Linked DNA regions of Homo sapiens: region 1 is linked to region 2. Evidence: chromatin loops called from intact Hi-C (ENCODE). Cell type or tissue: HCT116. All regions are shown on one strand. Each heading gives the region's core, and the rest is flanking DNA. Links, peaks and the distances in the headings are about the cores only.

What was found. Hi-C counts contacts between places; a loop is a spot of excess contacts. Peaks named below come from ENCODE experiments on the same cell type or tissue, not always from the same donor. Only the 100,000 strongest peaks of a DNase experiment are listed, where the experiment ranks them.
Region 1: it touches region 2 in a loop (7-fold over the local background); 14 of 110 quality-filtered maps call a loop at or near these places.

Annotation. Positions count from the first base shown.
Region 1 is chr2:147,322,474-147,339,268 of GRCh38, reverse strand. It overlaps LOC124906150 (small nucleolar RNA U13), which reads right to left and starts at 15,298; the gene lies at 15,194-15,298. In HCT116, for the core only: a CTCF peak has its summit at 7,039 (motif pointing right); a DNase peak (open chromatin) is centred at 7,068.
Region 2 is chr2:147,038,091-147,054,885 of GRCh38, reverse strand. No RefSeq gene overlaps it. Among named protein-coding and RNA genes, the nearest start is that of LINC01911, 210 kb to the right of the region's middle. In HCT116, for the core only: a CTCF peak has its summit at 9,646 (motif pointing left); a DNase peak (open chromatin) is centred at 9,625.

The DNA of each region.
Region 1 (16,795 bases), core at 4,759-9,758, 290 kb before region 2:
TATTAAAAATAGATTAAGCATTCTGGAAATATGCAATCTTTATCATGTTTTGGCTTTACAAATGGCAAGTGATATTAATTCATTTTACTGCCTCTTGAAGAAAAATTCTTCCCTGGATTTGGAAGTTAAACAGTGCTTGCCTTTGACCTTAGAAAAGTTTTCAGAGCTTTCAAAGCCTACGTTCCAATTTGTAGTGAACATGGACCACTGTATCTTACTGCTGCTTGTTCTCTCAACTTTTTTGATTTGGCTTTGGTACAATTAACCAAAAAGCCTCTGATTTCTTATTACTTACCAGTAATTTATTATGGGGGGATAACCGATCATCAGGTACAAACTGATTAAGGAATTGGGTGCTATTAGAGGACTCAAAAATTCTGTAGTTTAACATTTACATTTTATACTAATCACAAGCTGCTTTTGACATTGTAAAAATTAACCTCTACTTTTTATTATGACTCCAAATACTGCAGCACTAAAGTTCTTTGCTCAATATTTATTAAATTCTTATCCACAAGGCTAGAAGAGTTATTTAAAGCTTGGGACTCATTTCTTATACATTTTGGTATCATTTCTACCTGAAATTTTTGATATTGAAAGAGTTCCTTGATTTACTGCTTCATGATGAGCAAGTTTTACTATTAAAACAATGGAGATCAATATTATCTAAGATCCTAAATTGGCTGTTGTGCCCATTAGAAATTCATTCTGCTCTAAGTAACCACCCAGCTTATAGTGTCTTAAAAGAATTGCGTCTTATATTTGTTACATAACAAGAAGCCAGGAAGTAGATGACTACTCTCTTTGATTTAGTGCCTTGATGGTGGAAGGGCGAGAATCTTTTTACTTTTTCTTTATATTTGTTACTTTTTGGTCCCAAAAAATGTCTTTCAGTCCAAACACCACGTATGTATTCAAGATAGAAAGAAGGTAGAAGGGGAATATGTTAGAGCCTTCTTCTTTTTTTTTTTTTTTTAGGAAAGGAAACATTTCCCAGCCACATCTCCATAAGTCTCATTTGCCAGAGATAGGTCACATGCCCAAGACTAATTTCAAGGAAAACTGATAAATTGTTGACCAGATGGCTGTGATTGGCTTAGTCCAATCAGGATCTATCACCTTGAGCAGGTAGTAAGAAAAAAGAGGAGGAGGATATTGCAGAGGGTGGGCTAATGACTAACACAATTGAGAAACTATCTGAGGAATTTCATCTGCTGATGACTGAACCAAAAATTATACCCTTTATAAGATAATCATTGAACAGTCATCAGTAGAAGGGGTGATCACCATTATCTAATCTAATCTTAGCTTTACTACATGTCATATATTTTAAAAATCTTGATTTTTCAAATCTTTTTTTTCAAATACATGACATGAAGTAAAGCTAAATGTATATCAGCTTGAAACGGTTTGATAGAAAAATAAATGGTACAGCTAAAAAATAAAGCATTATTTCTCAAACGAATCCATTTCCCTGGGAGAAGAGACCAAAACTATCTTGGTTGATAATGCATATTTACTTTGCAAGATAATTTCAGGGACTACATCTCAAAATGTCTCAAGTACTCTTAGTTGAGATATTCTGTTTCAAACATCTGCTGCTACATTTGCAATTCTGTTACACTTGCAACACAGACTTTGCTATTCACTATAAATTCTGATCGTGTGCCTTCCTCTCATTTCAGTTTAATGAATTTGTGAAAAGAAAGTATTTTTGCCTCCACAGATAGACACAGTCTTCCCTTCCTTACCTTTTGTACACCTTATCAGTATAATAGCTAATATTTATCCAACACTTATATGTTTGAAATGATATTAACTAATTTCTTGTTCACAACAAATCCATGTGGTAGACCGTTTTGATGCCTACTTTATCATTGATGTAACTGAGGCACAGAGACATTAGGTAACTTTCCTGATTTATAGATTTACGCAGGTGATAAAAGATGGAGCTGGAATTCAAACCTGGCACTCTGGCTCTAAAGCCCAATTTTTTTAACCACCAGCTAAGAGATACTTTTAATCATATGTTATTTTGTTTTATTCTGTTTCCTAGTCTGTTAACTCCTTGAAGGTTATATACATTGTTTATGTAATGTTAGGGCCACTATTTTTAATGATTCCAATAGTCAACTTGCACCTAACTTTTAAAAGTGACTGACTTATACTTGGCAGGTTTCTTTTATTTATTTGTTCTAAAACTTTCTTATTTGATATTATTTCAGACTTTGAAAAGGTTAGAAAAGCAGTACAAAGAATTCCCATATGCTCTTCATTCAAATTTCCAAATGTTAACATTTTACTGCAATTGCTTTATCATTTTAGCATCTGTTTATCTATCTAATCTATCTGTCTGTTTCTGTCTGTCTCTCTGTCTGTCTATCCATCCATCCATCCATCCAATCATCCATCCCATTGGCTAGAACTTAGCCACATGGTTAAACCAGGGAGATTAGAAAATCCAGCTCTTTTCTGGATGACCATGTGCTCTGCTAAATTTTGGGTGTTCTATTACTAAAGGAGAGGAAGAAGGGGAGAATGACTATTTGGAATTCTCTGCCACAATAATATCCCTTATACAATAGGTTTGTCTTTTGGATTAAGCAGGTGATATGTTCCAGGCAGTGTGGAATTACATACACTGCACTTTTTACTTATTATGTGTCTAGTACCTGTTAGCTTTTATTATTTTCTTAATAAAGTACTGGTTTATTGCAGGCTTTCTTGTTCTGCTTTGTCTTATTAGTGACCTCCACCTATCATTCTGGAGCATGATATTGATGTTTGAGGGCCACGGAAATGAAAGTTTCTATACCAGGATATCCATTACTACATTCACATGGACCATAATTGAAAATACTTAAGAGTTTTGCATGTCTCTGAAGTTCAACAAGAGGCAGTTTTTAAAGCCTGTCAGAACAATGTGATCTTAAGTAAATGTTACAAATTCCTTGTCCATTTTTATTCATGTATTAGATCATACTTTGCGGAGGAGGAGAGACCTTTATTTAACTTGTACATTTTCATTCATAATGCAAATTGGCTTGAAGTATCCCTTTTCCTCCAAACCTAGGACTTCTAGTTTTTGCAGTAGAGTTGGAGTACTGACCCTCAAATATGAAAGAGTGGCATGAGAAATTTTAAAAATTTGATGAACTGATAGATGCTACAATTTTGACCTTTTAAGGTTTATTATTATGGTAGTCAGCTCCACGTGGGGAGATAAAAAATAAAGAAGGTCAAGATATATGACTACTTGAAAGAAAGGACTCACGGTGTATAAATATGAAAAATTCATTCATGAGTCTTCTGCGATACCTGTTGACATACAGTCTCCAAATTTCAACTAAACAGATTCTATCAGCTCATTTCTAATAAAATATTTCCAATTGCATGTGTCCTCTGGTGTTTTTACAGATGTAAGTTATGAAACTGTGAAGCAAGTTATTCATACACATATACACACAAAAACATATATATAATTTCTAATTTTAAATATTAGAAACAGTGACTAAAATGTAAGTGTGTTTCATCTAATTAAGGACATGAATTCCTAGGGAATGTGAAACACTTTGGAGGGCTTTTGATGTGCTGAGAGTCTTTTACTGATAATTGCCTAAGGACATGGTTGCTTTATGAACATAGAAGAGATGAGGTGCTCTAGTTAAAAAAGAAATGGTGACTTTTATCATTAAATGCATATATCTATTAAATGGCTGGGTTTTTTTCCCCCTTGTAAATTTGAGAGAAGGTACAATGGTTATAGGAAGGTGCGTTTTCTAAAGAACTGGGGAGAAAGCAGTGATGGAGAAGAAAATGTATAGACTTTGACCTTAAGTTGACTAAGACTTGAGCTAGTGTGTGTGTGTGTGTGTGTGTAACTCAGTTATTTACAAACTATAAGGCCTTGGGCAGTTTTTCTTACTTTCTCAGGGCCTCAGTTTTCTACTCTTTCTATAAAAGGTTGATGCGAGACCATTCCTTGATAGCTTGTTTTGAAGCTATCAAACAAATATATATATGTATATATATTCATATATGTTATGTATATATTATGTATAAATATATATGTTATATACTATGTTTTGAGGGGGAAACACACACATATCTGTTTTTGCTGTCTATTTTTATGTAAGAAACCATTCCAAAACTTAGTTGCTTAAAGAAACAGCAAAATTTACTTTGCTCATGAATTTGCAATTTGGGAAAGACTCAGTGAAGACAGCTTTCCTCTACTCCCCTCAGCATCAAAGGGTGGGCTAGAATCATCTGCATGCTCACTCATTCATGTGTCTGGAGGTGGATGCTGTCTGTCAGCTGGGTCCTCAGCTATGGCTGTGGTTGGAACACCTATTTGGCCTCTCCATGTGTTCTGAGTCAGATGTGTACTTGACTATAAACTCTGTGTATAGAATTTGTTCTCAACACAATGCCTTTATTTCAATGAGGAGAATTGCAAGAAAACTATCCATGTTCTTGTGTGTGCCCACATACTCTCACACACACAGACACAGACACTTCGGGGATGGGGGGATGGGAAGGCATAAGCTGTGTTGTGTTGCACAATATAGCTTGGAAAGACACATTCTATTTGTTAGAAGAAGGTCACTAAGACCCACCCATTTTCTTTATTTATATATATATATATATATATATCTTTTTTTTTATTATACTTTAAGTTCTAGGGTACATGCGCATAACGTGCAGGTTTGTTACATATGTATACATGCACCATGTTGGTGTGCTGCACTCATTAACTCGTCATTTACATTAGGTATAGCTCCTAATGCTATCCCTCCCCCCTCCCCCTCCCCCCACCCCACAACAGGCCCTGGTGTGTGATGTTCCCCTTCCTGTGTCCAAGTGTTCTCATTGTTCAGTTCTCACCTATGAGTGATAACATGCAGTGTTTGGTTTTTTGTCCTTGCGATAGTTTGCTGAGAATGATGGTTTCCAGCTTCATCCATGTCCCTACAAAGGACATGAACTCATCATTTTTTATGGCTGCATAGTATTCCATGGTGTATAAATGTCCAACAATGATAGACTGGATTAAGACCCACCCATTTTCAAGGAGACAGGGAAGAGACTTTGTTTACCCGTTGATTGGAGGAGTGTCAGAAACTTGTTGACATGTTTTAAAACAGCCACATGGCGCATCGCAAATGCTCATAGCTCCTTTCTTTCCCTTCAAATCTTCTTGCCAATCTGTTTTTGCTTAGGATAACTCATTCAACCTATTACATAGTTTGAACCGCGAAGTACTGGGTATTTATTGGTGAACGAGATAGACAAATTCTATATTCGTTGAGTTTATAGTCAAGTACACATATGAATAAAACTATGTGCATTTATTCGGGTATTTCTAAACATTTCCTAAGCACCTACATTGGGAAAAGCCCTCTGGTGTGCACTTTGAAAGATGTTGCTGTGAGGCGCATGTCCTCAACTTTCCTCCAATCTAGCAGGGGGAATGAAACATGCATAGTAACAATTGAAGTAATGTAGATTGTGATAGATATTGTAAATGAAGATTAGCTAGGGGAGATCAGAGATGAAGAAATTATTAGGAATTGGGTGGTTCAGGGAAGACTTCATGGAAGAGGTAGCATGAGAGCTGTGATGAGAAAGATTTGAATGTGCACCATATGCGAAAAAGCTCTTCCAAACTTAGAGTTCTTTAACATTTGTAAATAGTTTTACAGTTCACGAAAAGCTTGTGTATAATTTATCTTACTTGATTTTCCAAGTAATCATGTAATGTTGCATGCTATCATTTTATTATCAGCAGCATTTTAGGTATTATATATATTATATATATGGAATTATGTATATTATATATATATGTAAAATCAATGGATGATGAAATTGAGACTCATGGTACTAAAATTACTTTCTCAAGGATGCACAGTTAATAAATGAAACATGATGGGAAATAGGAATTTACTTGATGTTTTGGTTTGGGCTAAATCATAAACAGCCTTGAATGCCAAGACAAAGGTGCTCAGGTATTATTTAGTAACCAAAGCATGTTTATTGGGCAGCAGAGAGACATAAACAAGACTGTGTGTTGGGAAGCATATTCTGCAACTAGTGTCAAAAGTAGATTAGAATGAGAATTCTTAAGAGGAATGAAGTGATGTTATAATAGCAATTTATGTCAGTGGTAATGAGCCGCTGATGTGGTGGGGTTTTCATGAGGCTAGAAAAAAGAGGTGCATTTAGAAATATCATGGGGGAGGAATTGATCACATTTCAGCAAGCAATGATAAATGTCAAAGCTGAAGACAAGATTTTAAGTCTAAATGATTATGACATTGACATTGATATTTGAGAAGGTTATAGCACACACAGCCTAAAAGAAGAGAAGGAGGTTTGTGTTGTGTGTGTGCATGTGTAAACGTATAACCAGGGTGATGTAGTAGGTTTATTTTTATATATTGCATTCTAAATTTTCAGAAAGATTAGCACATAAATGAGGAAATCTCCATATGTTGGGGGTTGGAGGATGAAACCATGAGTGAGAAGTGCATCTCAATATATGGGCGGAGAGAAAAATATTTCCACTGTCGATCTAAAAGGGTACAAGAAATTATCTGTGATGCTGGGGAGAACAGCCTCAGATTTATATGTTTTGGAAAATTTGAGAGTGTTGTGTGTAAATTCATTAAGTTGACTGGCCCATCTCTTGGTTTAGAGGCACCATTGCATTATGAGAAAAGCATGGAGTCAAGATTTGAAGTCAAGATTTGAATTTAAATTCTAGCTCTGTTCTGTTTGAACTAAATTAATTTAGACAAGTTGCCTGAACTCTGAGCTTCAGGTTTCTCATCTACAATATGAGGTTACTGATGCCTACTGTGTCAGAATAAGAGAAAGAAATAAGAATACATGCAGAGTACAAACTAAAGTGTTAGCAACAGTAAATGCTTAATAAGTTTTAATTCTAATGATTACATTGATAAGGCAAATATAAACTGAAAAAGTTTTTTATAATTATCTTGTCTCAGAGGCTAAGAATTAGAAGACCCAAGCTCTAGAGGGCGCTGTGGAATTGAGCTTACTCCTTAAAGGACCCTAACACCTGGAAACCCAGGAAACATAAAAACTGCTACTTTATTTGGTGATTGAGTACTGGCAAGCACCGAGAAACTCGGCAAGAATGAAAATAGTTATTGTATTTTGTCATTGCCATTATTGTAGTAGTGTTGCTTAACAATTGTTTTCATTTTCTCTTTTTAATTACATACTTATATATAGGTTCGTGTGTGTGTGTATTCAGGAAATCAGGTAGGCTATAGCAAAAGCACCAGATTTGAAAAACAAAATGCTGACATTCACATCCTGGCTCTTCTACTTACTAACTGCATTACTTTACCTCTGAACTTTCTCATTTGTTCAATGAAACTAAAACCCATCCTTACTGTATTTATGAACCTTGATTTAAGGTATCTGAAAGCCCTTTATAAACTGTAAGCTATAGATGAAATAGTGTGGTTTATTCAATTATAAAATAATTTGCATTTATGTCATGTCCGGCAGGATTTTACCTAGAGTGCCAATAACACATAGCCTGGAATTCTGCTTAGAGAATTCAAAGGCTGTCTGTATTTAGTAAAAAAAAAAAAAAAAAAAAAAAAGTAACATGATTGCTTAGCAATGCTTAATGTGGTGTGGGAGGAAGAAATATCACATATTTTCTAGTCTTAATTTGTAAGTTGGTGTTCTTGCTTTTTGCTTCTTTTGATTCCTATCAACTAAAATATGAGGACCCAGAGTGTTTTATACACTTTTCTTAGCAGAGTAAGGAGATACATGAGTCACATATTGAAGCTCCATCCTGCTGGTAGGACTCATCTGAGGCAGGCAAGGGGATGGTCATAGGAACAGCTCTTTGAGGAAAAAGCCTAAGACATTTTACCAGACTGAGATAACTAGATTTTTGGCCATGAACTGCTCCTCATCTGTGCCTTATGTATCCATGGTGTTGGAGAATATGCTAAAACAAAGCCTCGTCTCTTCTCATCCATTAACTGGTTATCAGTTACGAACTTTGATCTGCAAAACATCACTGAAAAAAATCATTGTTGATGAGTCCATTTTGACCAAAATTTAATTTCAGTTTGATCCCTAAGATCATTAGGACCACTGTGAACTTAACCACATCTAAAGCCTCCACTCCATATCGCACTCTACCCGTCCACTCTCCTCCCCTCCCTTTTTTGTCCCATGCCTCCCATCCCCTCTTTACCCTACCCTACCCCACCCCTCCTTTCTTCTTCTTACCTCACCTCACCCTACCCCTCCCCTTCCCTTCCCCTCCCCTCCCCTCTTCATCTTCACATCTGTAACATTAGTGAACTCTGTCCATGCATTGCTCTAAATTCTCCATTGGATGGCTTCTGATCCAGTTCCTTACTTTATATGCCCCTTGGCATTCCCCTTATATCCTTTTTATTTTCAACCTCTTTAAATGTCAAATAAGCCATGGCATGAAAACCAGTGAATGATGATATAGGTCATCTTGATAGCCTTTTAAAAAATGTATATAAATCCCACCAAAACCTTATATCTTTTAATGCACATCTGTTAATTCAAAGATTATAATGATATCAATAGTGTCTCTTTTGGTTGTTTAAAGGAGCTTCTCATATTATTCAATATTTTGCCATGAATCAAACCTTTAGAGATGCTTAAGTATAATATGATTTAATTTTAGTAAGGTTAGACTTAGGTTAAGACTGGTTTAATATTTATAGTTAAATTATTGCAAGAAGAGATAGAACAACTTCCTTTTTTCATTCATTGTCTTAATTTGAACCTGAACTCAATTAACTGAAATACATTGAACATCTGGCCTTTCAGACATGGAGTGGAAGTAAATTTTTCTCGGATGAATACATATTCAATGAGTTAAAAATTTTTTAAAAAGTGTAATAGATCAAGTTGATGAACGAAATGAGCGTGTCTTCCTCTACACCAATTTCACTGAAATCACTAAAAGATACGTATAGGCCTATAAAACAATTTGTATATCTATCTATTATTCTAAATTATGATGGAAATCAAGGAAAGATATAATCATTTGGTATAATTAGAGATTTTGATGAGTTGCCTAGAAGAGAGAAAGCAGATGGGATCGATCAGATTAATAGAAAATGCATCTCAAGTCAGGCAGGAGTAAAGTCCTACACAAGTAAAAGTATTTCCAGTGATGCTCCAAGGTCAGAGATAATAAACTAAAACACAGATTGTGTTGTCAGCAGGGCTGCGTTTAGCCCTACACAGGTACAGCCATACTAGTACTTTCATAATTAAAATGTATTACGTGAATTGATAAATAGCCACTACCATGAACCCCAGGGAAAAAGGACCCTGGAACCTCCCTATAACTTAGCATCCAAGGAGTTAACACTCAGCACACAAGTGGCCTTCAGGACCTCTCTGTCCTGAGTATTAAGTGACCAGTTGCCTACATTAAATATCACACCCGGTGTGGCAGAATGTCCAGGGACATTAAAAGAAGGCATTTGGGATGGCTGTCCTCCTCTTTTCTCTGGCCCACATCTTCAGGAAATGTCCTGAAGAACTTCCTTCTTCAGAGAGTGAATGGCCTGCCTGTGGACAGCTACTGACTTGGATATTGAGCCTGAGAAAGAAGCAGAGTAGAGCTTGAAGTAGCTCTGGAGTCTTCTCAGAAGATATTGAAGAAGACAGATGAAAGTGAGGTTTCTCCGGAGGATAGAACAATACTTAGCACTTTCTGAATATTTACTGTGTCCCAGACTCTGTTCTATAAGATTTTATATGTAAACTTATTCATTCCTTTCAACAACTCTATGAGGAAGGTTCCTATTAGTACCCTCATTGCACAAATAAGGAAACTAAGGCTCAGGGAGGTATAGATTCTTAGCAGAGGTCACAGAGCTAGTCAGTGGCAAAGCTGGGCTTCCAGTCCCACTCTAATCTGCTGCACAATCCTGCCTCTCAAGTTCATTGATGGGCTCCCTCCTGGATGAAGACATCCATACTTCAACAATGAGGAGGCCTAACTCCCTTGCTTCCTGATGACCACTAATATCTTTTCAACAGATTCCCTATTGGTGAAAGTAGACAGACTTGGTTTATGTTGCCTTTTACTTTTAATTGCATTTGTTATATAATAAAAAAATAAAATAAGTGAACTAAAATAATAATAATCTAGGGTAAGTAATGAACCTGGATAAAACAAGCAAACAGAAAAAAGAAATTAGGCAGTAATTAATAAAATAAGACTTCTAAATAACAAAATTATCAAGAATTAGTAAGCAGGAATTAATGCAATAAAAGCACTCAAGAGTAGATTTGATCAATAAAAGCAAAAGATGGTTCTCTCAATGGACCACCAACAACAAAAAGGTCTAACTAAAAATAAGTAACTACCTAGTATCAGAAACAAGTGAGAAAACATAATTATTGCTATGGAGAAGATTTTGAAGATGTAAAAAAAAAGTACTTTGGATGGCTGTAGAAGAAACTATTTTACTGACTATGTATATTATTTATTTTATGGAATATATAAATGGTCAAAACTGACTAAAGAAGAGATGAAAAGCTGAATATATAAATAAACAGGAAAAAATGGAAAAGGCGGTCAATGACTTACTTTTAAAACAGTTTTAGGTACAAATTATTGTAGCTGATTTTGACAAACTTATCAGAGAAAAAGAATACTTAAGTAATATTGTCTCAGTATTGAAATAGAAAGCATCTCAACTCATTCATAAATCTAGCATATCTGTTAGTAAATCAGTCAAGAATAATAAAAAACGATTAATTTTATTTATGAGTAAACAAAAAGCTACATAAAATATAACCCAATCAAATTCAGTAGCATCTTAAAAGAATCATACATCATGCTGCAGTTTTATTGAGCACGTATATGACTAGTAAAATACTCAGTAAATACTGGCTAGAAATGCCAGCATCACTCAACACTAGAAAATCCATGATGAAACTTATTAAAGATTTTAAGGTCATTCTCACAGTTAACACTTACTTGGTAAAATTTAATACTCTTTTCTGACAAAAACTCTTAATGAAATAGAAATAAAAGAAAATATTCATTATTAATAAAAGGTATATCTGTCAGGACTCTGTTGAGGAAACAAAAGCTAATCTAAGTATTTTAAACAAGAATTTAATATAGGAAGTTGGTTACTTTCAAAACTGAAGTACACTTGGCCGTATCTAATCTCAATAGAAGTTTCAGAAACACGTTAGTTGGCAGGACAAGAGAAGTGAAGGCCTTGGAAAGTCTACGATTAGATTTTAGGTTTTCCAAAGTTTTCAGGAAATTAGGAAGTTGCCACTAACACCCTGGTTAGGAACTGCAGGAAATCGCAGCTTCTGGTAACAGCTGGCCGCTGTACTGAGTTGGTTGACTCAGGAGGAGATGACAGGGATTGCCACAAAACCTCACTTCTGCTAAAGTTCGAAAATCTGCCCACTACTGCTGGAGGAGAAATGATGATTTATTTTTCCCTCCTGCCTTCCAGATCTCAAACAAGTACATCTTAATGGTGGAATCTAAAACAGAAACTTGAGGGCAAAGGATTTAAGAAAATGTTACCCTCAGGCTTCCAGCCCCTGTCGTGCAGGGACAGCATCAAAGGAAACTGGAATTCTAATAGTTTAATATAAACTGAAAACCTGTCACAATGAGGATTTGCAGACTTCTAGATAAATCTTAACAATCAATGATTGATAATTTTTTAAATTTATTTTTTAAAATAAATTTTATTGTGTATATTTGAAGTTTACCACATGATGTTATGGGATGCAACTAGATACCTATCAATTGTACGATGATTGCTATAGTGAAACAGATCAACCTTTCTTTCATCTCAGATAGTTACTTCTTTTTGTAACAAGAATAGCTAAAATATACTTATTTAACAAAAGTCCCTAATACAATACAGTTTTACTAACTTTAGGCCTCATAGTGTACATTAAATCTCTAGGTTTTTTCATCCCTCACATCTGCTATTTTGTATTCTTTGACCTACATCTCTCCATTTCCTCCCCCTCCTCACTCATGGTAACCACTGTTTCATTTTCTGTCTTTGTGTATTTGACTCTTTAAAATAAAGTTCCACATACAGGTAAAATTATGCAACACTTTTCTTTCTGTGTCTGGCTTATTATATTTAGCACAATATCCTCCAACTTCATTAATGTTGTGGCAAATGGCAGCATCTCTTTCTAAGGATATATATACACGTGTATATATATATACACGTATATGTATATATACGTGTATATATATATGTAGTTGACTATTCAACAATGTGAGGGTTAGGGGTACGAACCCTGCACAATCGAAAATTTGCATATAACTTTTGACTCCCCTACAACTTAACTAATAATAGCCTATTATTGACCAGAGCCTTACTGGTGATAACATTTGATGAACACATATTTTGTATTTATACTGTATTCTTATAATAAAGTAAGCTGGAGAAAATAATGTTATTAAAAATCATTAAAAAGAGAAAATATATTTACTATTCATTATGTGGAAGTGGATCACAGGAAGGTCTTCATTCTCATCATCTTCATGTTGAGTAGGCTGAGGAGGAGGAAGAGGAGGGGCTGGTCTTGCTGTTTCAGGGATAGCAGAGGCAGAAGAGGTGGAGGAAGTGAAATAGGAGGCAGGAGACAAAGGCACATTCTATGTAACATTATGGAAATAACATCATAATTTCTCTCTGACTTTTTTGCTTTTTCATGTCTTAAAAATGTTTTTATATGGTATCAATTCTTCTTCTACTATTTGCTTTAGTTTCAGTGCCTTTGTCCTAGAAGGGTCTCTGTTGTGAAAGAACACAAAAGCAATCTTGAATAATTGGAGCCTTTTTGCCAGATTGTCTAATGTCAATTTGTTTTATGGCACTGCTTCCCTATCTCCTCTTTGTCTGGCACTGCTTTGGAAGCATTCATCTCCATCACATCTTCTACTGTTAATGCCTCTGGTGTGATGTCTGTTAGATCTTGAATTTCTCCAGCGTTCATATCTTGAAACCTTTCACCCCAATTTTATTGCCAAATCTCCAATCTCTTTTATGTCCTTTATTGGCTCTGTTGTAAACCTTGTGAAGTCATGTACAACATCTGGACACAGATTTCTCTGGCAGGAATTTATTGTTTCAGGCTTGATGGCTTTCACTGCTTTTTCTATAACAATGATGGCATCTTTTATGGTGCCATCCTTCCAGACATTCATCATATTCTCTATAGAGAGTATCTTCCATAGCATTGACAATCCTTTGGTTAGAGTACCACATATAATGAGACTTACAGGCCCTTATGACCCCCTGATCTAGAGGCTGAATTAAAGGCTTGTTGAAGGCAAGTAGACCACTTCAGTGCCTTTGGTGTTGAACTCATGGGGTTTTGAGTGGCCTGAGGCATTGTCCAATGTCAAAAAATCTTTAAAAGGCAGTTCATTACTGGCAAGGTGCTTCCTGACTTCAGGGACAAGGCATCAATGAAACTAATTCAGAAAAAGGGTTGTCCTCGTCCAGGCCTTTGTGTTGTACAACCAAAAGATTGTCAGCTGGTGTTAATTTTTTTCCTTCAAGGCTCAGGAGTTAGCAGCTTTATAGATAAGGGCAGTCTTGATCATTAAACCCAACCACATTTGCACAAAATGGTAGAGTTAGCCTATCCCTTTCTGCCTTAAGTCCTGGTGCTTACGTCTCTTTTTTACTAATACGTGTCCTTTCTGGCATTTTTTCTTTCTAGAACAGGGCACTTTCATCTGCATTAGAAACGTGTTAGGCAGATACTCTTTTTCCTCGATGATTTTTTTTTTTAAATGACATCTTGGAACTCATCTGGTGACTCTTGGTCAGCAGAAACTACTTCTCCTGTTATGCTGACATTTTAATAAGCCAAAGCTCTTTATGAAATTATCAAACCATTCTTTGCTGGCATTAAATTATCCAGGTTTAGATCCTTCCCTTTCCTTTTGCTTTAAGTTGTCATATAATGACTTCACTTTTTCTTGAATCATTTTAGAGTCTATAAGAATGCCTTTCTTATATCAATCCTATACCCACATAAAAGCTGGGTTTTCAATATGAGATAAAAATATATTGCACAAAAAGTGCAAAGTTTTCATGTTTGCTTGCACAGTGGCACAAAAACCTCATAAATTTTATTTTTCTTTTCTTTTTTTCACAATGGTTCTTATGCTGAATTCTTTTATCTTGAAATGCTGGACAACTGCAGCTGTAGACCTCAAACTATAGTATCTATGAAGTAATTCAACTTTTTCTTGTAATGCCATGGCTTTTCTCTCCTTGGGAGCACGTCCAGCATCACTAGTGGCACTTTGTAGGGGGTCACATGGTGTTATTCAAAGTTTACTACATTGCACTAAACATGATGAGAAATACACAATAACCCAAGGTATCACTTTTTACTGTGATACGAAATTTACTGGAGACAAAATCCTCATCAGAAATGATTTGTGTCACATGGCTTTAAGTGGATACTCACAATACTTGGAATCACCACAGTAGTAACAGGAGGTGGCTACAAAGTTATTACAGTGGTACAATATGCACTTAATTTTATGCAGTTATGATTTAATACTGCATTTTTACGTTTGTTTACATTTCTCTTGACAGCAAACGGCTTCATATATGGTCTGTGCTTGTGTGCGTAAGTTTGGATAAATGTTGGTTTTTTTCTAATAGGTTTGTGTATATTTTATCATTGCAATTGATAAAACAGTGTCTCCATATATTTTATGCATTCATAACACATCTACCTTTTTCTTATTTTTTTAATATTTCTAGGTTATGTGGTTTGTCTGCAAGTTTTTTTTCAAATATTTGCAAATCTCCACACAATTTTCAACATATTTGTTGAAAAAATTCTTACGTTAGAGGATCTGTGCGGTTCAAACTGTGTTGTTCAAGGCCCAACTTTATGAATATGTAGATATACCACATTTTCTTTATCCATTTGTACACCAATGGGCATTAAGTTGTTTTCATTTTTCATATCTTGGCTATTGTGAATAATGCTGCAATGAACATGGAAGTGCAGATATCTTTATGAGGTGGTGATTTCTTCTCCTTTGGGTGTATACCAGAAAAAGAATTGCTGGATTGTAGAGTAGTTCTTTTTGTTTTTTTTTTCAGGTCAGATGGGTAATGTGCCAAGATCATAAAAAGGTTCAGAGGGTGGCACATCTCACACATTCTTGTGAAAACCCAATCATCGTGCTCATGAACTACAAAAAGATGAGTAGTTCTATTTTTAATTTCTTTAGAAACCTCCATACTGTCTTTCATAATGGCTGTACCATTCTAGAGTCCCACCAACCGAGTAGTAGGATTATCTTTTCTCCATACCCTTGTCAACATTTGTTATCACTTGTCTTTTTGATAGTAGCCATTCCTCCAGGTGTGAGGTGATCCCTATGATTTTAATTTTTACTTCCCTGATGATTAGTAGTGTTGGATACCTTTTCATATACTAGTTGTCCATTTTTATGTCTTCTTTGAGGAAATATGTGTTTAGGTCCTTTATCTAGTTTTTAATCAGGTTATTTATTTTTCTGCTATTGAGTTGAAAGAGTTCTTTATAAATTTTGGATACTAACCCCCTATCAGAAATGTGGTTTGCAATAATTTTTTCCTAGTCCATAGGCTGCTTATTCATTTGTTGATTATTTCCTTTGTTGTACAAAAGCTTTTTAGCTTGATATAGTTCCATTTGCTTATTTTTATTTTTGTAACCTGAGCTTTGAGTGTGATATTCGAAACGTCATTGCCAAGGGCAATTCAAGGAGATTTTCTCCTATGCTTCTCGGAATTTATGACTTCAGGTCTTACACATAGGTTTTTAAAAAATCTATTTTGAGTAGACTTTTGTATATGGTGTAAGATAAGGGCCTAATTTCGTTCTTTTGCATGTGAAAATCCAGTTTTCCCAGCACCATTTATTGAAGAGACTGTTCTTTCTCCATTGTGTCTCAATGATGAAAATTAAAAATATACCTATTGAAGTTAGCAATAAAAGGAAGATGTCCACTGATATTGCTGCTTTCAAAATAAATTCCTAGGAAATAAAACTAGATAAGAAAAAGGATTAGAAGTGTTATACTTCTAATATAACACTTATTAGGTGTTATAATACCTAATTAATTATATTGTATATAATATTTGAAATATATGCAATATTATCTGTTATATATGTAATATAATATAATTAATTTAATTAATTAGCAAAGAGAACAGTAAGTAGTCATACTTTATGGGAAATGGAAGAAGTCAGCTGAAAAATCCAAGAATTAGTAGTAAAAATATTTTAAGAATTTCTTCTAATTGATAAGAAAATAAAGCCTAAACAAGAAAATATAAAATATGAATTAGTAATTTATAGGAGAAATAAAAAGAATGAATGCAAATGTTGGTTATAACAGAGTTAAAACTTTAAACAGAAATGATTCTAATCTTTGCCCTTAAAAGTGACAAATATTAAATACATTGACCTTTGCCCAGGATTTATTATATGTAAAAAAACACATATGCTTACACATTGTGATAGTTTTATAAGTAAGCCTGGTCTTTTCTGAGAGTAATTTGACTCTGTCTATAAAAATGTATGTATATACTCAGCAATTCTAGCTCTAACCTAATGGAAATTCATTCATGCAAAAATATGCACATAAGAAAATGATAATTGAAGCGGTGTTCTTAAGCATAAGACTGGGTAATTTATGAAGAAAAGAGGTTTA
Region 2 (16,795 bases), core at 6,928-11,927:
CATCCACTGTGATGCTTGCACTTTATTTTGAAGACCACTGGTCCAAAGAGATTGGATGGCTCTTGACAGGTAATAAAGGTAGACTTTTGGATAATAGCCAGTTTTTCCAGGGGAGGTAATGATCTCAAACAAGGAACAGTCTTAATCTGTGAATGTCTAAACCACATCTGGGTAAGTTTAAAGCAAAGCCAGTTTTCCACCCCCAGACTCTCACCAAGTGTTTACACACTGGCTCCACATTGTGCTGAGTGTGAAAGATAGTAGAGTGAGGAGGGGTTTGGTGTAAACGTGGACATGAATACAGGGGTATTAAGGGGAGTTTGGAAGGTAGAACTCAATTTCAAACAAATAAATGGCCACTCTGGTTCAATATTACAACAGGTAGGAGTCATGCTACAAGAGTGCAAAAGGGCAGAATCCATCATAAATGTTAAAGTCTCTCATGCAATTCAGAGCAAGGAGGATTGGACTCATGGGTAGGATGTTGAGAAAGGGCCATTGAAATAGGAGAGTTCCCTGGTTGTCCTTGTAGTATGTGCAACAGGGTTGTGGCTTGCCTATTCGGTTGCTGCCACTGCTCAAAGCCCTGATGGGAGGGGGAGCATGCAGGTGGGCAGGTGCAGGAGCCAGGGCAAGCACTTTTGGGCTCCGGCCCCACAGCAGCATCTAGGGGTGGGTGTCTGCAACTCCCAAAGCCCAAGTGGGCGCATGTTACAGTGTGCTCTTTTAGCCTTGCTGTTGCAGATGGCTTAAGTGTTAACCAGCTCAATGGACTCTCTGCCTTTTCACAAGGGCAGAGGGCCAGTATGGCAGCTTTCTGTATCCCAAGCTCTTACCCCGTGTCCAAGAAGAATCAGGTCACACAGGGACTTGAAGGATGAATGCAGGGTTTTAGTGAGTGGTGGAGGTGGCTCTCAGCAGGACGAATGGGGAGCTGGAAGTGGGATGGAGTGGAAAGATGATCTTCTTCTGGAGTTTTGGCTGTCCAGTGCCTGAACTCCTCTCTGACTGCCCCCAGCCTGACTCCTCTTGGCGTTCAGACGTTCCTCCTCTTGTCTCTTTCTCTGCTGTGCCATTCTGCCATTTGTCTCCTTGTCTGCTCATCTGCTTTTGTCTCCTTCTGGAGCCTGGTGTTCAGGGTTTATATGGGTACAGGATAGGGGATGTGGCAGGCCAAAAGGCAACTTTCGGGGTGCAAAAACAGGAATGCCTATTCTCACTTAGGACCGTGGGTATCCACGCTTGAGGGTGGGGTCTTTGCCAGGGAACCACCCGCTTCCATCGGGTATTTCCCTGTCTCCCGTCTGTATTACCATGGAGGAAAGCAGGTCTCAGATGCATGTCTGGAGAGGAAGACAGGGCTCCCCTCAATTCCACATGTTAAAGTATCAGGCACAGATGTGGCCACAAGAGGTTCCAAGTTTGAACTGGTTATAAGAGAAGAGATGTATGACAGATTCCCTCCTTCCCCTATCCAAGCTCCGGTCCCCTGACTTCACCATCCAAGTGTTTCATTAAGAGGCCATAGCTATTTTTGCCTTCAACACAGGGGAGGAGCTGATCTATAAAGTTCCTGACGGTTTCTTGAGTCGTTCCTGGAGGAATATTTCTGTATTTGGGGTTGGGGATATGCCTGTAAATGACCAGATGATGTTTATTGGAAATAGGTGCCATGACATTTGGAAAAGAGGCAAGGATGGACACAGAGTTCTGGGGACTGATCAGCATCTTGCTCCCAGGAAGAAAAAAAGTGAGAAAAGTACCACTTTCATTTTGTTTGCCTTATTCTTTTGGTGCATGTTTTCTGTTTCTGATCTACATGTGGACCTCTGTTTTATTATCTACATGACCCCTCCATTTTGATTAATTCAGAGGTCACTGCAGACTGCTTTACTGTATTCATCTCCCCAAACAGGATTCCATTTGATCAAATTCCAAAACTAAAAGTTGTCCAAAATGATGTTAATCTTTCATTGATATTTGAACTGCCAGATCATAGTACCAATTGGTAGAGTCACATTTAAGTTAAAAGAGTAAAATATGTCAAAAAATACCCCTGTAGTAATCCTGTTTGTTAGAAAAACTGAATCACCATAGCTAATAGATTAATCATATTAAAACATAGGGTATTTGTTTTACCTGGAAAAAAGAGGGACATAATTAGATATTACATATAATTAAACTATATAATAAATATCAAGGCATTAGTGGCCAAATGACATATTGAAAGACGATAGGAGAGAAAGTCAAGAGACCCAAATTTCTGATCTTGCTCTTTATTAAGCTATAAAATGTTTAGTCATTTATAATACAGTTTTCTTGCCTATAAAATCAGATACATGAACTAGAGTATGAGAAGCTTTTTCAAGCATTAGTATTCTATAATTCTATATTGTAATGGTGTGGCTTATATAGTCTTGATATAAAATATTGTAATTCCCAATTTTCCAGGGGGAGGAAAAACAAATGAGCTGTGGTTCAGCTGAATATTAGTATTCACAAAAGCAGAAATATCTGAAGGCAAGCTCCAATAGTTCCCCCACCACCCCACCCCTGGAATAATAGCAGCTTTCTTTTCCTTGCATCTAGTCTGCTAAACCACCAATTCTATAGTAAGGATAATTAGAAGGAGATATGTTTGCAAGAGAGTGCTGGGAAACGTCCAGAATATGTTTATTCCAAGGAAAAACAGAAACTTATGCAAATTAACAAGACTGTTGACTTTGAAAATAGCATATTATTAATTCAGAGAGTACGTACTTAGCCTATAATAACTTAATAGTGTCAGAAAAGGGAAGGATGTTGCTTGCTAAGATATATCATTAGTTTGGGAGGTATGTTTTCAGAAATGCTCACAAGAAGGACGAGTTGAAACGAGTTTACCCATTTGTTTCAGCCCAGAGGGCTGTTTGGATAAATTCAGAATTCAACAAGTTTTTACATGTTAGCTCAAAAACATTTGTTTGGGTAGGTTTGAAATAACTCTTAAAAGGCCACAGTTTGGGCACCCTATTTTTTTTCTCTCCAGTTAAAGTCAATTGCAGAAGTTCTCTTTTACTCCATTCTCTTGTCCTTTGGTTTTTAGACTGCACTTCAAATGGTTATTGGCTCTATGAAAAACCATTAAATTTTTGGCTTATTCTCAAACATATGAGCCCCAGGTTGGAAATAACTCCCTTGTTTCAGAAAAGTAGATGCTATTGTTTCTAAATGATCCTTTCTCACTAAAGAACAGACTATAAAGAATGTCTTTCTTTTTCCACTGGTAAGTTATATGGAAATACAATCCTAAATTCAGCATTTTAAAATATGATTTTCAAAGAATTACACATGACATTTTAAGGCCAGCAACAAGTTTAACCTTTAGAACAAATAAAACAACATGAACCATAAGCATGTAATTTCAGAATGGAACACATTGCTTTCTGGCAGCCCTGCTAACAATTGGCTACTGTAGGTTGTGCAATCCTTCCAGTAATATGATTTCTATATATGTTGGGTCTGTTACAGTTAAAGGCTATAATCCAGGAATGTTAGACATTTCTGGTAATTTTTCACTATTATCCATCTTTTTTGGTAACAAAATAATTACTTTAAAAATGTGTATCAGTATTTTACAAGTAATCTAGTAGCCTATACCAATTGATTAATATATTTGGAATGATTCAAAAAGAAATAGACAATTTCTTAGAAAAAGTAAGTTAAGAAAAGTAATTTCCTAAGTCATTAACCTTTAAAGAGGAACTAGAATGTGGCACAGGAGGGAGATTGGGAAATCCACAGGTTAACTTATTTTGGAAATTGTATGCAGACTCCTTAGAGAATGTGTAGGTGGCACTTTGAGAGGCCAAGGCGGGCAGATTGCTTGAACCCAGGAGTTTAAGACCAGCCTGGGCAAAATGGCGAAACTCCATCTCTACTAAAAATACAAAAAATTAGCTAGGTATGGTAACGTGCACCTGTAGTCCCAGCTACCTGGGGTGTGGGTTGGGGTTGGTACTGAGGCAGGAAGATTTCTTGAGGCAGGGAGTTCGAGACTGCAGTGAACTCTGATTATGCCACTACATTCCAACCTGGGTGATGAAGGGAGACCCTGTCTCAAAAAAATAAACAAATAAATAAAAATTTCACTTTTGGTGAATTTTCTTTTCACAATTTGAATACACAGGACCAAGGATAAAATATATTGACATTTTACATTGTAGTGAAAGAAACACCTGATCTGATCCAAGGCTGAAACAAATCTAAGGTATTACAATGTTCTTTATACATTACAAGTTAATAATACAAAAATTAAATACTTATTATAGGCTATGAACTGATTACCTTATTTACATATTAACATATTTAATACAATACATCCATAAGGTGAGTACTAGTAGTACCATATATTAAAGACACTGGACATGGAGGGGAAATGACTTGCCCAGGGTTACACAGCTGGACGTGGTACTTTTGGATTTGAGCCTAGGCAGGGCTGAGCTCAGGGTCCCAGTACTCAACACAGCCTCTCTTGAGTCAAAGAACCTGAAAGGCAAATTAAAACTCATCAAGTCCAGCCGTCTACTTTTCTAGATAAAGAAACCGAGGCTCAGAGAGCTGAAAAAATGTCAATAAACCATAGCAAGTTAGCCCCAAGCCAGGAAGTAAATCTTGATTTCAAGGATCCCACTTGAGAACTCTCAACTTTGTTTATTTTCTTGGAAAAGCAAAGAAGCTTATAAGGCCTTTAAACATTTATAATTACATCATTCCTTCTCTTCTTCTGTCTAAACAGTCAGTTGAAGAAAAACTAACTGGAATTGTCATTGCCCACTTAGAGAGAGACGGGGTATGTGCCATTAGCCAACTGACCCAGGAAGCAGCTGAAGCTCGGCCAAAAAGAAAACTCACACATTTCAAGCAAAGCTCTCCTTTTCTCTAAATTCATTTTCCTTCTAGACTACATTTCCTTTAAGAAGTTTGCCTTCAACTATTTGTTTTGGAATAAACAGCACAACTTTGTTTTATCCTTTCTCTGTCTGTGTTGCTTTGGGAAAATGGAAAAGGACCAGATTACTGAGCTCCTGGAATAGTGTCTTCCTCATGGTGCTGTCATAACCTTTTTTTTCTTGCTTGAGGAAATCATTTCCATCAAGAGGGGGCAAAGGTAGGAAGAAAAAGTAAAACATCTTTTATGCTTTCATGAAAGCCTTGAAATAGAATGTTAAAACTACTGGGTGACAGCAAAGTACTAGCATGCTTCATGCTTTTGGATTCTGTGATAAGAGGGAAGGCTGATGTTCATGTGCACAGTATACTCCCCTGAAATTCACAAGTATTTTATGGAAAATTGAAATATCATGAATAAATTGCAATCACCACAAGTATGAGAAGTTGTTTATTACAGGCTACAGCACAGATAAAATAAGCTTTGATACTGTGTGTGCCCCATTTCTGTAGATGTAACCTCCTTGCTTCCCTCCCACTGAAGTGAACATATTGAAATGCAAACGCTTGAGAGTCATGTTATTATAGAGTGACCATGCTGACATGCTGACCTCAAACTTCCAGCCTCCAGAGCTGACAGAAAGGAGTAGTTCTCATTTAAGCTACCCAGCCCTACAGTAATTTTTATAGCAGCCTGAACTAATACAGAGATACCAGCATTGAAGGAATTGTTAATGGACAAGGGGGTTAATTAAGAGCCTAGCCCTCTTGCCTCAAGTTGGGGAAGTATTAAAGGTCTGTCTAGTTCCAGAACTCAATTTAGAATCATCTGGAGTTTTATTGTGCAGCTCCACTGTTCTCTGCCCAATGGTACTGTCTTAACCTCCCTACAGGTATTTATTCTAAGGGTACTTCCCAACAAACTTTATTGGGGTTCAGAACACAATACCCCAAAGTACAGCACTTGCCTGCTGAGTACTTTGGACTGAAGGAGGCTGGAAGGGCTTCAGAAAAAAAGTTCTCCCTGACTTTCTCCCACTCTCCTTTCTCCTTTTCCCGTTTCTCCCCCACAGCAGGTTGTAGAAACCAGAACTCCTCTCCCCGCAAGCAAGCCATAAAACATAGAAAGGACTCTAAGCCAAGAGATCGTTCTATCTATGATTTGTCTAACAACCATGTTGTATATCACAGTGAGAATTCTAAAATAGATTCCTTCCCTTAGTTATTTGACTCTATTACTCATTCATTACAGATTACATCAAATCACAGTTTGTCATTTCCATACCCATGGATGTACTCAGTAGAATCATTTTCATAGTTGATATAGAGATACTATATGTTGCGTACAAAAAAGCACCATTAATGTTCTTTCTGAGAGAATAGCTTAAAGGAGCTCAGAGGCACCCACTTTGAAATAAATGCTGGGTAAGATTGGAATATTTTACGGAATACTGCCAGTCCTCATTTCATAGCTTTTTATTTAGATTGATAGAATGTGGCCAAAGTGGCCTCCAGCATAGGAGATTCATAAGCAAGACATCTCCATAGCAGGTCTTACAAACTGGACACCATTATGCTCCACAAAGCCTCCTCTCAGTCCTTGACATAATACCTTTGAGATTGCAGTTTAAGTAGCTAATATCACACACATGCAAATCATATTAGACATTTGGCATATTTGAGGGGAAATGAATACTTAAAATATTAATTTTGGCACAACTGTGGTCCCTGGAAGATAATGTTCCCGAGTTTTTAGGTGCCTGGAGTTCTCCTGGAATCCTCCTAACTGTCTTGTTTTTGCCACCTGTTTTCTACATCAAATTTGATGTTCTTGTGTAAAAGACATGGGTTACTTCTGGTAGGAATAAAGTGACATAAATATTTTTCAAAACTACCATGTAAATTCTATATCCTACCTCCTATATTGTTGATTACACTGTCATCAAACACACCCACTTTACCAGAGAAAGAATTCACAGGGCAAAAAAGGGGAGATGGTCTTTTCAGTACAGAAAATCCAGAAATTTCAGTTAATTCAAAGCTTTACAAACACATTATTGGATTGTAAAATAGTCTATCTTTGGCTCTTGCTCTTGAAAATAAAGGTTCCTTTGAAATACTGTAGAAATGAGAATCCTGTCCAGCTTCAGTTACCTTCAGGTTTTATATTTCCAACCTGTAAATAATTTTTGGATGACATCTGTGGCCATTGGCTGGATGTGTCTCTTCATGAGTTCACATGAATAAGCCTAATAACTGAGAGCTAGATGTTTAACTTCTGTATACATCAGTTTCCCTGATTGTAAAAGATTTAAGCTAATATGTAATAATATATGTGAAAATACTTTGGAAAGTGTATACAGCGGTCCACAAAGGTAAATGATTCTATTATGTGTTCAATTAAATTGTCCCTGATATTCTCAAAGAAAAGTATCAATGACATGGTGCTCCTTGGGCTTATTTTAGTAAAGCTGAAGGGGGTGGAGTGAGGAAAAAAGATGTTTCTGTTTGGTTCTTAACAAAGCCATTAATGCATGGGTGTAGCTTTTTAATGGATTTTGATCTTGAATTTGGGGTCCATTTCTTTACCTTTGCTTGTTCTATTAGGGCTGTAATAATTTACTGAGTTTTTTGGGGGTCCTACTACTTCATGTAGAAACAATTTTTTGGACACTAGTGAAAACAAAGACAAGAAAATGGAACCCTTCATTTAATATATAAAACAAATGTCATTTGAGTTCAAAGTACTGTTGTGGATATGGGAAGAAGTCTTCAGATGAAAGCATTCGATCAGAAAGACAGTGTCCTATTTTTGTTCAAAGCACCTCAGGCGGTCTTACCTGTCAAAATGATAAACTTATTTACTGCCTTCTAAGGACACAAATTTGAGTAAGCTCAAATTGTTCCTTCAAGTACTCCTATTACAGTTGTAGTTTTGTTAGTAATATTAAATTCAGCCAGAAGTTTCTTTTCCCCCCCACAGGGGAATACATACTTATTTGAGCTTTTAAAAGTTACCTTTTTTTGTTCTTGACTGAGGAACATGCTAGAAGGGTTAAATACTTTTTATTTCCAAAGTGCTATGTGACCATTATCCTGGACTCATAATACCTATACAGACAGGCTTGCATTTCTTGTCAGCAGCACCTTTAGGTCTCAAAGGACCAAAAGGGGTTAAGTGATTGTAAAGTGAGTTGCAGAGTCGCCTATCATCCTGCATTTAACCCAATGCTCCATGGTCGATTTTGCCTTTTTTCATGCAGACACACCTGCCCGTTTGCTTCAGAGACATTCCAGGGGCTTCACTTCTCTAGGCAGGCAGGCTCGTGACCTGGTTCAAATGAACACATTACTATTACTGGTTGGGAGAGGGCTTAGCATTCCATTTACTCTGAAATCATTTGAAAAGTTAGCCTTTCATATGTCAGGTGATAAATCTTGCATAATTAACACATTTAAGAACCATTTAGAGAGGACTTTAAGCATAATTGTAAGAAGAGTCATTTTGTGAAATGAAAATTGTCACCAATCTGAACAGCAATTATAAATACTTAAAATATGTCACAGGAACAATAGAGGGAAAGAGGGTATGATGACCATTTTTCCAATAAGCCCCATGAAAAGACTGTGCTTTGATTTTTGTTTGGTTTGTTAGGGAATATAGCAAAGGATAAAAAACTATGGCCAGCATTTATTAAGCGCCTATACCATTCAGGGCATTTTACAAAGTGCTTTATGTAAGTTAATTATATAAATTATTCTTTATAAGTCTTTGACATTTTGATTAGTTTTAAGATAGGGTAACTGACTCGGAGAGGTTATGCAACAGTGAGAATTGCTTTGCAATTCGATATACTTTGATTTGAATCCTATCTCTGGGCCCCCAATCTAGAGGCAACGTTGCCTTTGGAATCAATAGGCAGAAAGGGCAAGGGAGAGAAAGAGAGCTAAATTCTGTCCAAGGATGAAGAGTAAAATAGGAATATTCTAAATCTATGTAATGCAAGCCTATGGTCCTAGTGCAAGCCTAGTTTCCAAACAAAATTGTAGGTGCCAGAAAAAGGGTTAAAATTAAGCCAAGTTCAAAATCTAGCCCAAAGCTGATAAGCAGGAGGATTTGATTTGTGAGTGTGGCTGGGTAAGACTGGGCATGGCTGTCGTCTCTACATTAGGTCTCTGATCCACTATATATGTGTAAATTATACGATCTACTCTTGTACTGGGGATTACATGGTTCCTTGGGCACATAGATAAGAGCATAAAAGGTAAGGACAGGAGTTTTGTGTTTCAGCATAGAAGGCATCCTTTATAGCTCTGTTTATCAGCATTTTAGATGGGACCCCTCAGCTCCTGACATTTGAACCAATGAAGATCATTGGGTTTCTTGTTCTGGATTCCACCCCTTAGAGCAATCTTTTGGAGTTGTTTGTTTCTTTAGATGCTTATTTCTCTCTTGGTACCTAAACCTGCCACAGAACTCAGCTTTGGCCTGTGCCTCCATGACTGCTTTCAGCTCTCAGCTTCTGGAGTGATGTCTTTCCTCATTGGTTCCCTTTTATTGGCTGTGTTTGGACTCACCTCCATTCGGTGTTTTCCCTGACTTATGCTGTATCACATCCGCCTCTGCTTGGCTCCACTACCTTCCTTTTTCCAGTCCAAAGGCCCCTGGAGTGGGCCTTTGTGTTTTGTTTTGTTTTCATGAGCAGCTCCTTGCTGCCCCCTCCTGGCTCAAATTGCAATCAAGCCTTCATTTTGCAAACCAAAGTTGAGACCCAAACCTTGCTATTAGATAAACTGAACTCTGTTTCAGTCCCATAGTTTTGCTACTTGGGGGAGAGAAAAGATAATTATTCTCCCTCTCTCTCTGTCTCTCTCTCTTTGTTATACACTTTCTTCTTAGATCCATAACAATAAGAGCTTTTTCTCTGGCTTATCTTTTTAACATAAAACCTGTTATCTTTATTAATATAGTATACAAGCCTAATATTGAAAATTTGGAAAACACTGAAAGGCATAGAGAGAGCAAACATCATCTGTAATTCAGCTGTAACAGATAATCACCATTTACATGATGACCTTTCCTGTCTATTTTTTGTGTTTTTTGTTTGTTTGTTTGTTTGTTTTTGGTGGAGTCTTGCTCTGTTGTCCAGGCTGGAGTGCAGTGGTGCAATCTCGGCTCACTGCAACCTCCACCTCCCGGGTTCAAGCGATTCTCTTGCCTCAGCCTCCAGAGTAGCTGGAATTACAGGTGCCCACCATCATGCCTGGTTAATTTTTGTATTTTTAGTAGAGACGGGGTTTCACCATGTTGGCCAGGATAATCTCAGTCTCTTGACCTCGTGACCCGCCCGCCTTGGCCTCCCAAAGTGCTGGCATTACAGGCGTGAGCCACCGTGCCCGGTCCTGTATATATTTTTTATGTGACTCTTTATGCATGGTTTCGTAGTCTGCTCTTCCTCTTAGCAATATGTCATTAGCTATTTTAGTCCTTTTAAATACTCAGAGCCTCTTTTTGCAGGCATTCATACTTATCACTTTTTGGGGGGCTCAGATTACATTACATAAGATTATATAAACTTTTATTCAATTATTTAAGACTTAAGCTTCTGCAAGCTAGATTTTGGACCTATGAACAGAAGATTCTTCTGTATTTTCCCCATACTATGCAATATTGGGCTCTTATGCTGTGACGCTCAATAAATGTGGCTGACTGGCTGTTCCAAGTTCATGATGTGTTTTCCAAAATGGCGATAAAAATGGTAATGAAATGTTAAGTTATTCTCAGCTACTAAATTCCTAGTACCAGGGACATCATAAATTATCATTTTGATGATCAAAACTATTTAACCATAAATTTCAACTAAGTCACAATAAGGTATGAATCTCTCTCCAGCCCCCTTTTCCCCATATGTTTCCAAATTATATGCATCATGATTGAATTACCTCACAACTAATTAGAGCTTAAGAGAAAAATACAATATATGTGAAGGGAGTTTGGGGAAGTAACTAAATATAGAAGAATTATTCTAATATGAAGGGCATTTGGGGGAGCATTTACCCTCTGATACCCTTATTGCCAATAATTTGTCTGTCCATCTTGCTTGCTCTCTGGTCATAGTGAACATAATTTATAGGTATACTTTTCTGTGAGCTAGAAAGCCTTAAATAGGTTCAAAATCAATGCCGCATACCAAAGGAATGCTCAAAATTACCAGCCCTGATGCTATGTATATTTCTTGCTAATGCTTCTAATTTATAGAAGCTGATGAGGTCCAATAATCCCTCAAAGCTTGAAGGAGAATCTTTGGACAGTTCTATTCTCAGCTAATGCAGGGCTCTGGCTTGATGTGATAGGGGCCTCTCTATCTCCTCTTGGTTAAATACAAGAAACAAAATGTTAAATCAGTGATGACCGACTGAAGAAAACACTGAATTTATGTTAACTTTTTTATATTTAAATACTTAAATGAACTTGTTCACATTTAAAAAGCAGAGTACATAAACATGCTTTTTTTTCTAATCAGCAAACTTTATTGTTTAAAGCAGTTTTAGGTTTGCGGCAAAATTGAGTGGAAAGTACATATTTCTGACATACTCCCCATCCCCACACATATAGAACCTCCCTTGCTATCAATATTCTGCACCAAAAGTAATACACTTAGTGCAATCCATGAACCTACATTGGCACATCATCACCTGGAGTCCGTAGTTTACATTAAAGTTTGCTCTTGGTGTTGTACATTCTATGGGTTTTGATGAATATATAATGACACATATCCATCCTGCAATATCATACAGAATAGTTTCACTGCCCTAAAATCCTCTGTGCACTGCCTGTTTATCCCTCCCTCCCCGTAATCTCAGGCAACCATTAATCTTTTTGCTGTTTCCACAGGTTTGCCTTTTCCAGGTGTCATATAGTGCAATCATACAGTGTGTAGCCGTTTTAGACTCACTTCTTTCACTTAGCTATATGCATTTAAGATTCTTCCATGTCTTTTCATGGCATGCTAGTTCATTTCTTTTTAGCACAGATTAATATTCTATTGTCTGGATGTACCATGGCTTATTTATTCACTACTACCGAAGGACATCTTGGTTGCTTCCAAGTTTTGGCTATTATAAATAAAACATTTGGCTATAAACATGTTTGCATGTTTTTGTATGGACATAAGTTTTCAATTAATTTGTGTAAAAACCAAGGAGTACAATAGTTAGATCACGTGGTAAGAGTAGGTTTAGTTTTGTAAAAACTGCCAAATTGTCTTCCAAAGTGGTTGTACCATTTTGCATATCCACCAGAAATGAATGAGCATTCCTATTTCTCCACATCCTCAGCAGCATATGGTGTTTTAGATCTTGGCCATTCTAATGTGTCATGCTATCTCCTTGTTGTTTTAACTTAAAATTCCCCAGTGACATCTGACCTTGAACATCTCATATGCTTACTGGCTATCTGTATATCTTTTTGGTGAGGTACCTCTTTAGGGTTTTCGGTCCATTTAAAAAATTGGGTTGTTCATTTTCTTATTGTTGAGTTTGTTTCCATATTTTCAGTTGTTTTTATATTTTGTACGACAGTCCTTAGTCAGATGTGTCTTTGGCAAATATTTTCTCCTGGTCTGTGGCTTGTCTTCTCATTTTCTTGAAGAGCATGCTTTTAAAATACAGTTTTCTTTTAACTTTTTGCCCTACAGATGACCAATGCAGAAAGTTCCTCTTAACATAGTTAGAAAATAGCTGTTTAATCAGAGAAATGGAATAAATTACATTTTCCTAACTATTCATGCTTCTAAATCAAGAAATTTAAAATGCACTATGGTCTATGGACACGTAATATCTAGCTGTGCCTTCCTTAAATGTTAAGTGGCTGTGACCTTGCAAGAAAGAATACAGCAAAGAGACTTCTGTTTCTCTAACCTTATGCCTTATACCTCTGAATGCACTGCTTTTCTGAGCACTATTTCCTGTTCAGGAATATTCCTGTCCAAGAAGACAAAGGGCTTTTTTTTTGTTTAATCCTAAAGAGGACTACCATGACACAGCCTAAGAAACTGAGATTAAAGATGAAAAAATATGGTATTATATTTCCATTCTCTATCCAACATTCTCAAATATCTTACAAATGTTGGTAAAAATAATTTTGTGTGATATTCTCTATAGGGCAAAACATTAAAAAAGAAATGTTCACTCTGTTCATTCTCTCTACCATGTAAAATAGTCTCAAAAAAGAAATAGCTTCACAAATTTCTTTAAAAGTGCTGTTTGTGTCATTTTTCTTTTTCTCCTTTTCACATTTTCTTAGGTATTTTTTGAGTGTAGCTGAAAGTTATGTTCAGCGTTTGAATTCCATGTAATTCTTTGTGTCTTCTCTGCCTGGTCATGATAGAGAATAGAGAGGATAATAAGATTCAAATTTTATAAAAGCTGTATGTGAAAGTTAATTATAGATATCGAGTGCATTGTGCTGTTATGTAATTTCCCCTTTCTACTGTATTTTGTATAGGTATACTCATAATTTCAGAAGTATTCAGGCAATTTTAGATGAAATCAATTGGGTATTTAGGCAATCAGATCATTCCAGTAATAAGTACACACACACATGGGCACACATACAATATCCTTTTTGATTACTCAGTGCTATAGAAGTGTTTTATTATTATGCACATAGGCGTAGTCTCTGTCTCTTCCCACCCCCTTCCTTCTCTTCTCCTGATATCCCTGTCCCTTGAAATGCAAAGGAAGACACAGAACTCTATTATAAAAAATTTTAGAGAACTATGACCTTTCTTGGCAAACACAACTCTCCACAAGAGAGTTGTCTCTTTTTTCCATTTCATCTTTCTTCATGATAAACATAACAATCTTTACTCTCTCAGTAGAGAGAGATATTATAGGAGTTAACAAGCTCATAATGGAAGTGGACTTTGTGCTTCTCCTAAGGGAAAGATTAGATAGGTTCAGAACCCTGCATGATTACAATAATTTGAGAAGAGCTGTTCTTGTTAACTACTTTATTTAAGGGTGTGTTAGAACTAGAACTCCAAGCTCCTCAACCTGTCAATAATTAGATGTGCTAGAAAATACCTCTATACTCCTAGTGCCTTCAGTATGTTTAAATTGGATGAAGTCACAGTTATTAACATGATAGGCAGTGACATCATTGGCTCCTTAGGCTACATTTCTCCCTAAACATGGCTGCACAGGAGAATGATTTTGGATAGTTGCATCAGATATTGCTGCATTTTGTGGATCTGGATAACATAGAAGCTTCCTCTTCCTCTTCTTTATTGAGCTTGGTGTCTCAGCCCTGAAATAAATTCTCAGAAATCATTAATAAAGTAATTAAAAAATGTTCTTGCCATTTCTGTGATCTCAGATTACAGCAGTTATGGTAATTGCTGTTAGTGACATGCACTCTACCCAGAGCCTATTAAGGAGACTTTTATGGGCCTCTTTTTTTTTTTTTTTTTTTTTGCCATCTTTGCACCTAAAAGCCTGTAAAGGAAAGAGGGTGCTAAGGATATTAAGCCTCAGCACTTGCTATCACCTTGCTTTTTATGGCGTTTATAAGAATGCTTAGAAACTTTAGTCTTAGCTCATTTACACAGCTCCCTCCCAGGTCACTGAGGCAATTGCCACCTATAGGCAGTTTGTGTGTTCTAATTAGGCTTCCCTTAAAATTTACTTAGAGAGCAAACTACTATTACTACAGTGGGTAGGAAAATTTTAAGGACTCATCATTTGCCTTCTGTGCTGGCTGACAATAGGCCAGTTGAAAATTATCTTTTTGGGATATCCATAGCCATTATACCTGAGTTTCTTAGGGGCTCTTTCCCATAAGGCCCCTCTATGGAAGTAGTATCTGGCTCTGGTCTTTCTGCTTCCTATTTGAATGAAGCCAAGAAGCAGGATTATCTCTCGCAGAGAACTTTATGCATAAGGATCCAGTTTGGGCTCCCTAAAGAGCCTGAGGCTGGCTCTAAAAACAGGTTGGATTTTTTTATTTCAATTTACTGTGTAGTTAGCCATTTTTTCACACTGTCTTGGTAGGTGTACATTTTCTTTTTTTCCCTTCTTTCCTTTCTTCTTCTATTATATGTATTTATGTGTAGTTCTTTTCTGACCAGGAGCCTAGCTTGGCTTATAGGCTGGAGTGCAGTGGCACGATCTCGGCTCACTGCAACCTCTGCCTCCCGGGTTCAAGTGATTCTCCTGCCTCAGTCTCTGGAGTAGCTGGGAATACAGGTGCATGCCACCAAGCCCGGCTAATTTTTGTACTTTTAGTAGACACCGGGTACCATGTTGACCAGGCTGGTCTTGAACTCCTGACCTCAGGTAATCCGCCTGCCTTGGCCTCCCAAAGTGCTGGGATTCAAGCATGAGCCACCACGCCCAGTCATTTTTTAAATCGTGTACGGCCTCACTGTCTTTTTGAAGGTGGACATTGTTTCAGTGATGACTAAACCTTCCGTGGGTCCTTTAGACATCAACATAGAGAGATCACTGGAGTCTTAAGAAAGCAGAGTCTGAAATGAACACTATAAAAAACAGGCTTACAATTAAGTTTTAATTACACAAGGAAAGGCTAGGTTCTTTCTTCAGTAGATAGAAGCTTGGATTTTTGGAATTAGTGTCAAGGCCAGGGTAGGAATGGTATTTGTTGGAACACAAGGAGAAGGAAAGAGTAAATAGTCTTCTTTTCAAGTCAGTTTGTGGTCTCTTTGCTTATAGAGAAGCAAATGGAAGAGACAGCTGAGAGATGATCTCAATTAGTTTGGAAATCTATGAACAAACAAGTTGAATTATTTTCATCTCATAGACATCTTTAGCAGTGTCAGAGTAGTATTAAACAAAAGGGGAAAATGTTGCCTTTTTTGAATTGTTAAAGTTACCTAGAATTCCCTTTAGAATAAAATTTTTCCATGTATGAGAGAGGGTACATCTAGTGATTAAGAGCTTGGCTTAGAAGCTAGATTATGTAGATTCAAATTTTGCCTTTGCCTAATGACCTTGGGCAAGCTTCTTTATCTATAGTTCAATTTCCTAATATTATAATGGGGTTAAAAATACCATCCACCTCATAAGGTTGTTATGTGAATTAAAAAAGCAAATATTTGTAAAACAACTAGAATGCTGCCTGCCATATACCAAGCACCTTAAAAATGTTTTCTTAGTGAATGAAATGTTCAACCCTCTCTAATAAGATGGAAATTTTAATCTTAGCAGGAAAAGGAGGAGTGGCAGTGAAAGTAGCTTATACAGCATTATGCCAATGTAAGATGACATTGCTTATGATTTACATTGCATGAAAAGAGTTTAGATATACGTTTTGTGGGTGGTCTGTAAATTTTATTGAATGATTAAGCACTCTGCTTAGTATTTGGTCCGCATTGCTATTTTTCATATAGATTCTATTTTACTAAACCTTTTTATTAGATTTGAACAAATTATGGTCACAGTGGCTCCCAGGATCTTTTACCATAGAGTCTTGCTATAGGAAGCACTTAGATACAGGCATTAAATTGTCATTTATTGATAAGAAGCTAATCTTGGTGAATTAATTTTTTATTTATACATTAACCTTTAATAGTCATTTAACTTCAGAAATAATCATAGGCCTATGGTCTTTCAATCTTCCAGTTAAGGTATTCTAAAATCAATCTTTTCATTTCCAGAAATAAATCCAGTGTGATCACGTCATTTCCCTGTTTAGAGCTATTTAGGATCTCTCCATCCACACAAAATAAAATAAAGTGTATTAGTTGGCACACAAGGCCTTTAATGATGAGGTCCTATCCTTTTTGGCCTAATCTTTTAGCATTTTTCCCCTGTCTCTTCACTTTAGTTCTAGAAATACCAAACT